2 separate regions of the Homo sapiens genome follow, and region 1 is linked to region 2. Evidence: chromatin contacts called from ENCODE Hi-C or POLR2A ChIA-PET data. All regions are on one chromosome and are shown on one strand. The core of a region is the stretch at or near the end of the contact, and the rest is flanking DNA. Distances in the headings are between cores, read along the strand shown. Region 1 holds the start of C4orf51 (chromosome 4 open reading frame 51). Region 2 overlaps ZNF827 (zinc finger protein 827).

Region 1 (4,317 bases), core at 1,521-4,020, 94 kb before region 2:
TGTATATTCGTATCCTTAGTCTACTTTTTGCTGGGATTATTTGTTTTTTTCTTGCTGATTTGTTTGAGTTCCTTGTCAATTCTGGATATTAGTCCTTTGTCTAGAACAAAGAACTTTGTTGCAAACTTTGCATGGTTTGCAAATATTTTCTCCCACTCTGTGGGTTGTCTGTTTACTCTGCTGATTATATTTTTTGCTGTGCAGCTTTTTAGTTTAATTAGGTCCCATCTGTTTATCTTTGTTTTTGTTGCATTTGCTTTTGAGTTCTTGGTCATGAACTCTTTGCCTAAGCCAATGTCTAGAAGAGTTTTTCCTATGTTATCTTCTAGAATTGTTATGGTTTCAGGTCTTACATTTAAGTCTTTGATCCATCTTGAGTCGATTTTTTATAAGGTGAGAGATGAAGATCCAGTTTCATTCTTCTACATGTGGCTTACCGATTACCCAGCACCATTTGTTGAATGGGGTGTCCTTTCCTCACTTTATGTTTTTGTTTGCTTTGTTGAAGATCAATTGGCTCTAAGTATTTGGCTTTATTTCTGGGTTCTCTATTCTGTTCCATTGGTCTATGTGGCTATTTTTGTACCAGTACCATGCTGTTCTAGTAAGTATAGCCTTGTAGTATAGTTTGAAGATGGGCAATGTGATGCTTCCAGATTTGTTCTTTTTGCTTAGTCTTGCTTTGGTTGCACAGACTTTTTTTTTATTGCATGTGAATTTTAGGATTGTTTTTTCTACTTCTGTGAAGAATGATGATGGTATTTTGATGGAAATTGCATTGAATTTATAGATTGTTTTTGTCAATATGGTCATTTTCACAATATTAATTCTACCCATCCCTGAGCAATGTGATGTTTTTCCATTTGTTTGTGTCACCTATGACTTCTTTCAACAGTGTTTTGTAGTTTTCCTTGTAGAGATCTTTTTTTTTTTTTTTTTTTTGAGACGGAGTCTTGCTCTGTCACCCAGGCTGGAGTGCAGTGGCGCAATCTCCGCTCACTGCAAGCTCCGCCTCCCGGATTCACACCATTCTCCTGCCTCAGCCTCCCAAGTAGCTGGGACTACAGGCGCCCGCTACCACACCTGGCTAATTTTTTTATTTTTTAGTAGAGACAGGGTTTCACCGTGTTAGCCAGGATGTCTCGATCTCCTGACCTCGTGATCTGCCCGCCTCAGCCTCCCAAAGTTCTGGGATTACAGGCATGAGCCACCGTGCCTGGCCTCCTTGTAGAGATTTTTATTTTATTTTATTTCATTTTATTTTATTATATTTTATTTTTGTTTGAGATGGTGTCTTGCTCTGTCACCCAGACTGGAGTGCAGTGGCACAATCTTGGCATCTCTGCAAGCTCCACCTCTGGGTTCACGCCATTCTCCTGCCTCAGCCTCCTGAGTAGCTGAGACCACAGGCACCCTCCACCACGCCAGGCTAATTTTTTGTATTTTTAGTAGAGATGGGGTTTCACCATGTTAGCCAGGATGGTCTCAATCTCCTGACCTCGTGATCTGCCTGCCTCAGCCTCCCAAAATGCTGGGATTACAGGCGTGAGCCACCGTGCCCAGCCTCCTTGTAGAGATCTTCCATCTCCTTTGTAAGTTGTATTCCTAAGTATTTTATTTATTTATTTATTTTGTAACTGTTATAAAAGGGGTTGAGTTCTTGATTTGATTCTCAACTTGGTCGCTGTTGGTTTATAACAGTGCTACTGATTTGTGTACATTGATTTTGTATCCTGAAACTTTACTGAATTCATTTATCAGATCTAGAAGCTTTTTGGATGAGTCTTTAGGATTTTCTAGGTATATGATCATATCATCAGTGAGCAGCAACTGTTTGACGTCCTCTTTACTGATTTGCATGTCCTTTATTTCTTTCTCTTGTCTGATTGCTCTGGCTAGGACTTCCAGTACTATGTTGAATAGAAGTAGTGAAAGTGGACATCCTTGTCCTTTTCCAGTTCTCAGGAGGAATGCTTTCAACTTTTCCCCATTCAGTATAATGTTGGCTGTGGGTTTTACATAGATGGCTTTTAGTATTTTGAGGTATGTCCCTTCTATGCCAATTTTGCCTCAAGTTTTAATCCTAAAGGGATGCTGGATTTTGTCAAATGTTTTTTCCGTGTCCATGACCTTAATTCTTAACCCTGGCTGCTCTTTAGAATCCTCCAGGATTAAGCTTTAAACAAATAGTGATGCCTGGGCCCTACTCCACATGAACTAAATCAGAATCTCTGTGGTGGGGGCGTGGACTCCTGCTTATTTTAACAGCTTCCAGGGTGACTCTAGTGTGCAGCCAGCCAGAGCACCACTACTCTGTGACATATGAGAAGCTGTTGAGTCACCTGCTATTGTTGACATTACAAGCAGTTCATGTTCTCTTCCAGACACTTGGAGGTCTTTAGGAGAAGTGAATGCTTGGCACTGTTCTTTCATCTCTTGTTTCCACTTCTTGAACCACCATCATTAAGAATTACTGCTTTATTCATGATAGCAGTAAAATACAAATAATTTTGCCACCTGCTTTCTTGCCATAATTATGAAGCAGCATATTTCATATTTCTTAGAGCAAAATCCAGAAAGTTATATAACTTACAAATTTGTTAGTTAAAATTTACCTCCCTTGGGAGGCAAGGGGATAGCATTTGTGGAATTTTGTGATCTGTTGCTTGGCAACTATATCTAAGACAGTTAAGCTTCTGCACTCTGTGAACTGTTGAGTCACAAAGTTTGGTGAGCCCAGTCAATTGCTTCCTGCTACTAGAAGGAAATTAATTCTTCATTATGCAGAGGACTTGACAAGTTGTTTTCCAGAGAGGCCGTTCGTAGTTATGTCACACTACTTCTACTTGACTCCACAAATTCTTCTGCCCTTTAGCCCTCTTACTTCTCAAGAGTTTGATCTGATCAGACGCAAGGCTGGAGCATCTTGGCAGGATGAAACACGATGGTCAGATTCTTCCGTGACAACATACACAGGCAGTTACCGGAAAAAACAACTGGACAAGTCCATGTGCAGCCAATTTTCTTTTAGAGCAGGACAGCATGAGCCTGAGTGTAAACAGTAAGATTTCTTTGTAATTTGCACCTGGATATATCACTATAAATAGACAAGAGTGCTCTTAGAAGAAAGAGGTATTGTAGACCCTGAGAGACTTCATAGACTTTAACCCTCTGTATTTTCTTTTGTAAATGTCAGCAGGAAGAAGAGCTAAATGTCAGTGACCAGCTGAAATTATGATCCTATTCTCTATTTAGTATTCCTAAAATTACATATAACTACCTAGTCCTGAAAGGATATGGATATGAATATTTGACTAAATTTTGGGTATTTGGGGTTCTCTTTTCAGCAAAAAGGTGCTCCTGAGAATTTCATTTTGTTTCTTGTTTGGTTTTCTGGCTTTCAGGAGCTTAAAACTTCCTTCAGAGGAGGAAGAAATTCATGAAATCCTTCCCTACTCCCTACCTGTGGTTATTGCATTTTCTGAGTGTTTTCTGTAAGCCAGGCCCTGTGATAAGCCCATAATCAAAAAAATTAACTTCAGTTTATAAAGTGACTGGAACTAGGGAAATAAGTAATCAGCACAAAGTAAGGAGATTTTGTGGGTGTCTGGTGAGGGAGGGAGTGTTGTGTGTCTGAAGAGAGCTCAGTAAAATAGGTTTCCTCCAAGCTGGTTTGAAAGGCAGGCGAGGTGGGGAATGGAAAAGCACACTGCATGGAGAAAGAACCATTTAGCCCCAAGCACTGTCAAGGAGCTGCAAGGAGCTAAGTACATTTGAGAAAGTATAAGTGGGGATGTGGAAAAATGTCAGGACTTGTTATGAAATCTATCCATCTGTATATATTAATTGGTAAATATTTTATCCAAATTCTTGGAACATATTTGATAATCAGTTGAATTATTAACCTCAACTTCAGATAAGAGCAATAACCCACATAATACCCTGATAAATATTAGTTATATTTCCATCCAGACCTTTCCAAATCATCAAAACAAGTACTTAAAGATAAAATGTCTCAGAAGTACTTCTCAATTGGGTGCCTTATCTGGTTTAGTCCAACAAAGTATAATTTCTGCATTTTTAAAATAACTCTCAAGTATATTGACACTTAATTAGCTTTGGACATCCCTTTGCTACTTTTTCTGTGATACTTGAGGTTCATCTTGGCCAGGTAGTGAAGTTGTCTTAGTCCATTTTCTGCTTCTATAACACAATACCACAGACTGGGTAACTTATAAATAATAGAAGTTTATTTGGCTCAGGGTTATTGGAGAATGAGTAGTCCAAGAACATGGTGCCAGCATCTGGTGAGGCTCA
Region 2 (4,664 bases), core at 12-2,511:
TGTTTTTATAAATAAAGTTTTATTGGAACATGGCCATGCCCACTCATTTGCATATTGTCTACGACTACTTTCAAGTTTCAACAGCCGAGTTGAGTAGTAGTGACAGAAACTGTATGACCTGAAAGCCTAAAATATTTACTATTTGCCCCTTTGAAAAAAGCTTGCAGGACCCTGGCTTATAAAATAGGTTTTAACCTTATTCTTAGAGCAGCAGCATTAAAGGCTCCTACTGAATTAAAAAAGAAACTTCTTTAATGCATTTCACTCTTGGGTGACTGTACTAACAAACAAGAATATTCTTTCCTGCTAGACAATGAGCCCTGAATCCTGCTACATCAGAGAGAACAAGATCTTTGCTTCATTCCCTGTGGTAATTACGAGGTATGTGTTTGCACTGGTTAGTTGTGAAGTTTCCACTCACGACAATTAAATGATGACAAGTCCAGCTTCTGCCTAGCCATATGGTTTCTATGGTTTCTATGGTGGTATGGGTGTGGAGGGGGCTTTGGAGCAGGATGGGAGGGAGGAAGGTTTTCAACTGGGTTCAGGTATACTTTGGAGTAAAGAGGGTTAGAACAAAGGTTAACAGAAAGGAGAAAAAAAAGACTATCTGAAAAGCCAGTGGTAATGGAAAAGAGTTTGGCCTTTTCCTCCATTAGCCACTCCAGAAATGCTGAATTTAATTTGTCTTCAACATGGGTTTCCCAGCTCACCTGCTGCCCACAGGCTAATGTGGTTACAGTCAGACAACTGACTGTAAAAATGGCACCTTCTCACTTGGCATAACGGCTCTCTGCAGACCTCCAAGTCATAGCTGCTCAATTTACTGACAAAAACAAGCTTTTATTACTGTTGGCACCACTGAGCCAAAGTGGCCAGAGAAACACAGAGAGATCCTCCTCTGCTGTGTACATCGTCAGCACAACTGTCAGGGAAATTCCCCTTCCCGAATCCTTCAAGTGCTGATGATGTGAGGGGCTGACCCAACACCCAGGGCTGGCAATCAGCAACATCAGCTCTTAATTTGTAAGCCCCGCAAATGCAGACGGAGCTCCTCCTCATTCTCACTTAATGACTCCTTGCTGGTATCATTTGTAACCATCACTTGTGAGAGTATAATTGCATGGTGAAGTCAGAATGTTAACATCAATAAATGGAAGAAGTTAACCAGAATGGCAAGAAGCTTAAATAACAGGCGAGCACTGGTGAAGCCTTGGCCATGGCCTAGACAGTGATGGGTTTGTTTCAGGAGAATCTGGTTTTCTTTGGCCGCGAACACACATGCCATGCGTCATTAAGGAGAGCGTCAGGGCTGCAGTTTCACTGGAGAGGAACAGAGCCTACAGAAGTAGGTGTGTAGTGCCCTGGCATGGGAAAACAGAAAGGTTCAAAGCTCTGCCAAGTGTTTCTCGGGGCTGTCAGAACAGCAATGATACAGAGAGCAAGCTCTGGAATGAAAACTGTTCTGGGCTGAGTTTCAGTAGTCACTGAAACTAGTGACTACTGAACTAGTGACTGAAACTAGTGACCACAGCAACCCCTAGTTGCTGACCTTGGATGGAATATCTCACCTCTGTTAAGCCTGTTTCTTCACCTGTACTGTACAGTGTGATAATAATAGTATTCACTTAGAGGGTTGCTATGGGGCTTAAATGAGAGCCAGTGTGCAAAGGCATAAGACTGGGGCATTGAAAGACTGTCACATATGGTGATGAGGAAGAGGATCAGGATGAGCAACAAGCAAAGAGCTCGGCACCTCTCAACCACATCTGAACTTGGGAGTCTTTCAGAGCAGTGAGGCACAAGGCATGCCAGGAAACAGTATTATGACTACAGGGAAATGTGGCTTTCATGCCTTGGGAAAGTCCTTCCTTCCATGGAAGGAAAAGGGCAATGTCTCAGGGCAGTGGGGATGCTTCGGCCAGGTGGCAGGTGCTCTGGGGTGCAGGGGATGGAGAAGGAGTGTGAGAAGGACAGACAGGAATGGTCACCTGTGTGCTTGGTGCCAATGTGAGTCTTTATCTCTGCTTCCTCCATGGTGACGAAGTCGCAGGCAGTGCAGCAGATCGAAAACATCCACTGCTCCTTGTCCACGTGGAGTGACATGTGGCTGACAAACTGGACATTGAGCTCGGTCTCAAATCCACACACGTGACAACTACATGAAAGGGTAAAAGAAAAGAGGGGGAGAGAAAAGGGTGACACATACTTCTAAATGTAGGCTGTCCATTTATACACAGTACACTCAAGAAAACTGGAATTTGAAACACATTTGTCTCTCCACCAAAAGGTTTTGCATTAGAAAATTCTTCTGCTTTCTGGGATGCCTCTAAAGTAGTCACTGTGCCAAAGAGACTAAGGGCCAGCATCATGTAACAATCACATATGTGTTATAATGATGCTAAATAATCATAAAGTTAATTTAAAACTATGGATTCCAGATGCTGCACATCACCTAATTGATTTCCTTTGGGCAAAGAGATGTGGGGTAGCATTGCCAAGGTATTTAGTGGTGCCGGTCCACTGATAAACTCGGAGAGCACCTCATAGTCCAGGAACCTCTCTCTGGCTCTGGAAACCTTCCCTAGTAGCAATGAAAGCACCTACAGTTTGTTGTATGGCACTCCAAGCAAGAGGCTACTCTATCCGGGACAACTTCTGATAGAAGCCACCCACTGCTAGAGACATTTCCTGCAAAAGCAAGTTTCCACCAATCAGTATGGCAACTCTCTAGGACAAGATTTGACAGCCAGAAACTTGGGGGTTTTATGGCAATCAAACCAATATTGATTCATGATTGAATACAGAAATGAAACATAAAATCCACATACTAAAGTGTGATACAACCATGGGGAAATACGTAACGCCTTCTGGGCTAGTTCTCTGGGGTTCTCAGATTTATATTTCCTCAGCTTTTTTTTTTTTAAACAATTCTTAGGGAGCAGCAACACACTCAGTTACAAAGGTTGGAGCTTCTGAGCTGAACAGACCTAAAAATTCATCATCCCCAGAGCCCGTCTCTGTCTGGAGCTCCACCCCAGAGAGCCACCTCTAAGACCATTTCTCTTTCAATTAATACCACCAGGGGCACCCAAACCAAGAGAGGAGTCTGTGCAACTGCAGGGCTCAATCTGAGCAAAGAAATTACTCAAATGAAGGCCAGGCTATGACTGAGAAAAGGGGCCTCGTGATGTATGCCCACAGCAGACAGGTAGGAAGTGTTGAAGTCAAGAGTCTGAGAAAGGCGGACTAGCATGTTCCATCTGCAACTCACCTGTAATAATAAGGATGTTTCTTCCCATCACTGCCTTCAGAGGTGACGGCGCTGACAATGTCCTCGGTGTCTGTACTCACCAGCTTCACGGAATGGACGGTCAAGTGCTGGTTCAGATTTGCACGGCACTTAGCAGCATAGGGGCACAAGTGGCATTTGTATTTTCTTTCCTCTGGGGGAGAAGGAACAGGAAAAAGCCCAAATCGCTTTCAAAAAAGGAAGTCCCAACACCTTGCAAGAATCAGTTAAAGGTATCAAGGAAAGAATGGTTCAAGTCATATTTCAGATGGAGACAATGGTAATGCCTAGGAATTGTAAGTATCTAAAAGTCTTTACCCAGCAGGTCACTCCTGTATTAGTACTTCTAAATATAAAAGAAAATCTCCGGCTGGGCACTGTGGCTCACACCTGTAATTCTAGCAGTTTGGGAGGCTAAGACAGAAAGATCACTTAAGGACAGGAGCTCGAGACCAGCCTGGGCATCACAGCGAGACTCCATCTCTACAAAAAAATTTTTAAAAAATTAGTCAGGTGTGGTGGCACGTGCCTGTAGTCCCAGCTACTTGGGAGGAGGAGGTGGGAGGATTGCTTGAGCCCAGGAGGTCAGGGTTACAGTGAACCACAATCACATCACTGCACTCCAGCCTGGGTGACGGAGATAAACCTTGTTTCAAAAAAAAGAAAAAAAAAAAAAAGTCCCAGGGCAACTAGAATAGATAACCTGCTTTTTTTTTCCTGGACACCCACAGCCCATTTTCCTGATAAGGTAAGCCCCACACAGGGCAAAAGAATATTCTGTGAGTGAGCAAGTGTGCATGTCTGTTTGTGTGTGTGTGTGTACCCCATGTGTCAGTCATGGGTGAGTGCTGAGCAGGGGAGGGGGAATAAAACACAGCATTTGCAGGACTACAGCGTAAAAGAGGCCTCATCATTTTCCCTAAGCTCCTGGCCTGGGTCGGCCAAGAAATAAAAAAACTAATGAAATTAAGGGGAAAAAATGCTGTGTGAAATAATTTAATTGGAAATTTCATTTTACATAAATAAAGAATTTCAATTAACTTCTTAATGGAAACCCTCTCATAAAACTGACAAATGTTTCAGGATCGTTTCCAGAGTGGCATTCTGAATTCGTTTGATTAATCAAGCAAATTAAAGTAAAAGGAGCAGGCTTTGCTTTCATCACACAGATAAAGGTAATAGCAGAAGATGAAGGAAAGAACAACTCCAGTGTTCTATCCTTAATGCTTACTTGGTATTACTGTGCCTGGCTTAAAGGAAATACCTGTCTTCTTTAGTTCACAGAGAAGAACATGGAAAAAAGTTCTTCTCTACAAAATATGAGACCATTATTGTTATAGGTGGTCCCCAACATCTTGAAGGGCTGGCATCT

The links. Hi-C counts contacts between places; a loop is a spot of excess contacts on that map. ChIA-PET counts read pairs that join two places held with the same protein, here RNA polymerase II (POLR2A). Pooled maps may share reads with other maps.
Region 1: a loop to region 2 is called in a map of sigmoid colon, with 2.3 times the contacts of the local background. The contact joins the promoter of C4orf51 here to the enhancer-like site in region 2. A Hi-C loop is called at or near these places in 1 of 168 maps with a recorded cell type or tissue (sigmoid colon) and 1 of 50 pooled maps. POLR2A ChIA-PET finds 5 or more read pairs at or near these places in 1 of 52 experiments (OCI-LY7).

What each region holds. Positions count from the first base shown.
Region 1 is chr4:145,677,376-145,681,692 of GRCh38, forward strand. C4orf51 (chromosome 4 open reading frame 51) reads left to right here and starts at 2,771. Exons shown (of 6, transcript NM_001080531.3): 1 at 2,771-3,061. The coding sequence starts at 2,829.
Region 2 is chr4:145,772,515-145,777,178 of GRCh38, forward strand. ZNF827 (zinc finger protein 827) reads right to left here. Exons shown (of 15, transcript NM_001306215.2): 10 at 3,275-3,446; 11 at 1,992-2,158. It also overlaps a transcript of C4orf51 not described here. Among named protein-coding and RNA genes, the nearest start is that of C4orf51, 95 kb to the left of the region's middle. Within about 2 kb of position 1,262, at least 7 of the 41 ENCODE cell types and tissues checked have a DNase peak (open chromatin) inside an H3K27ac peak, as active enhancers do.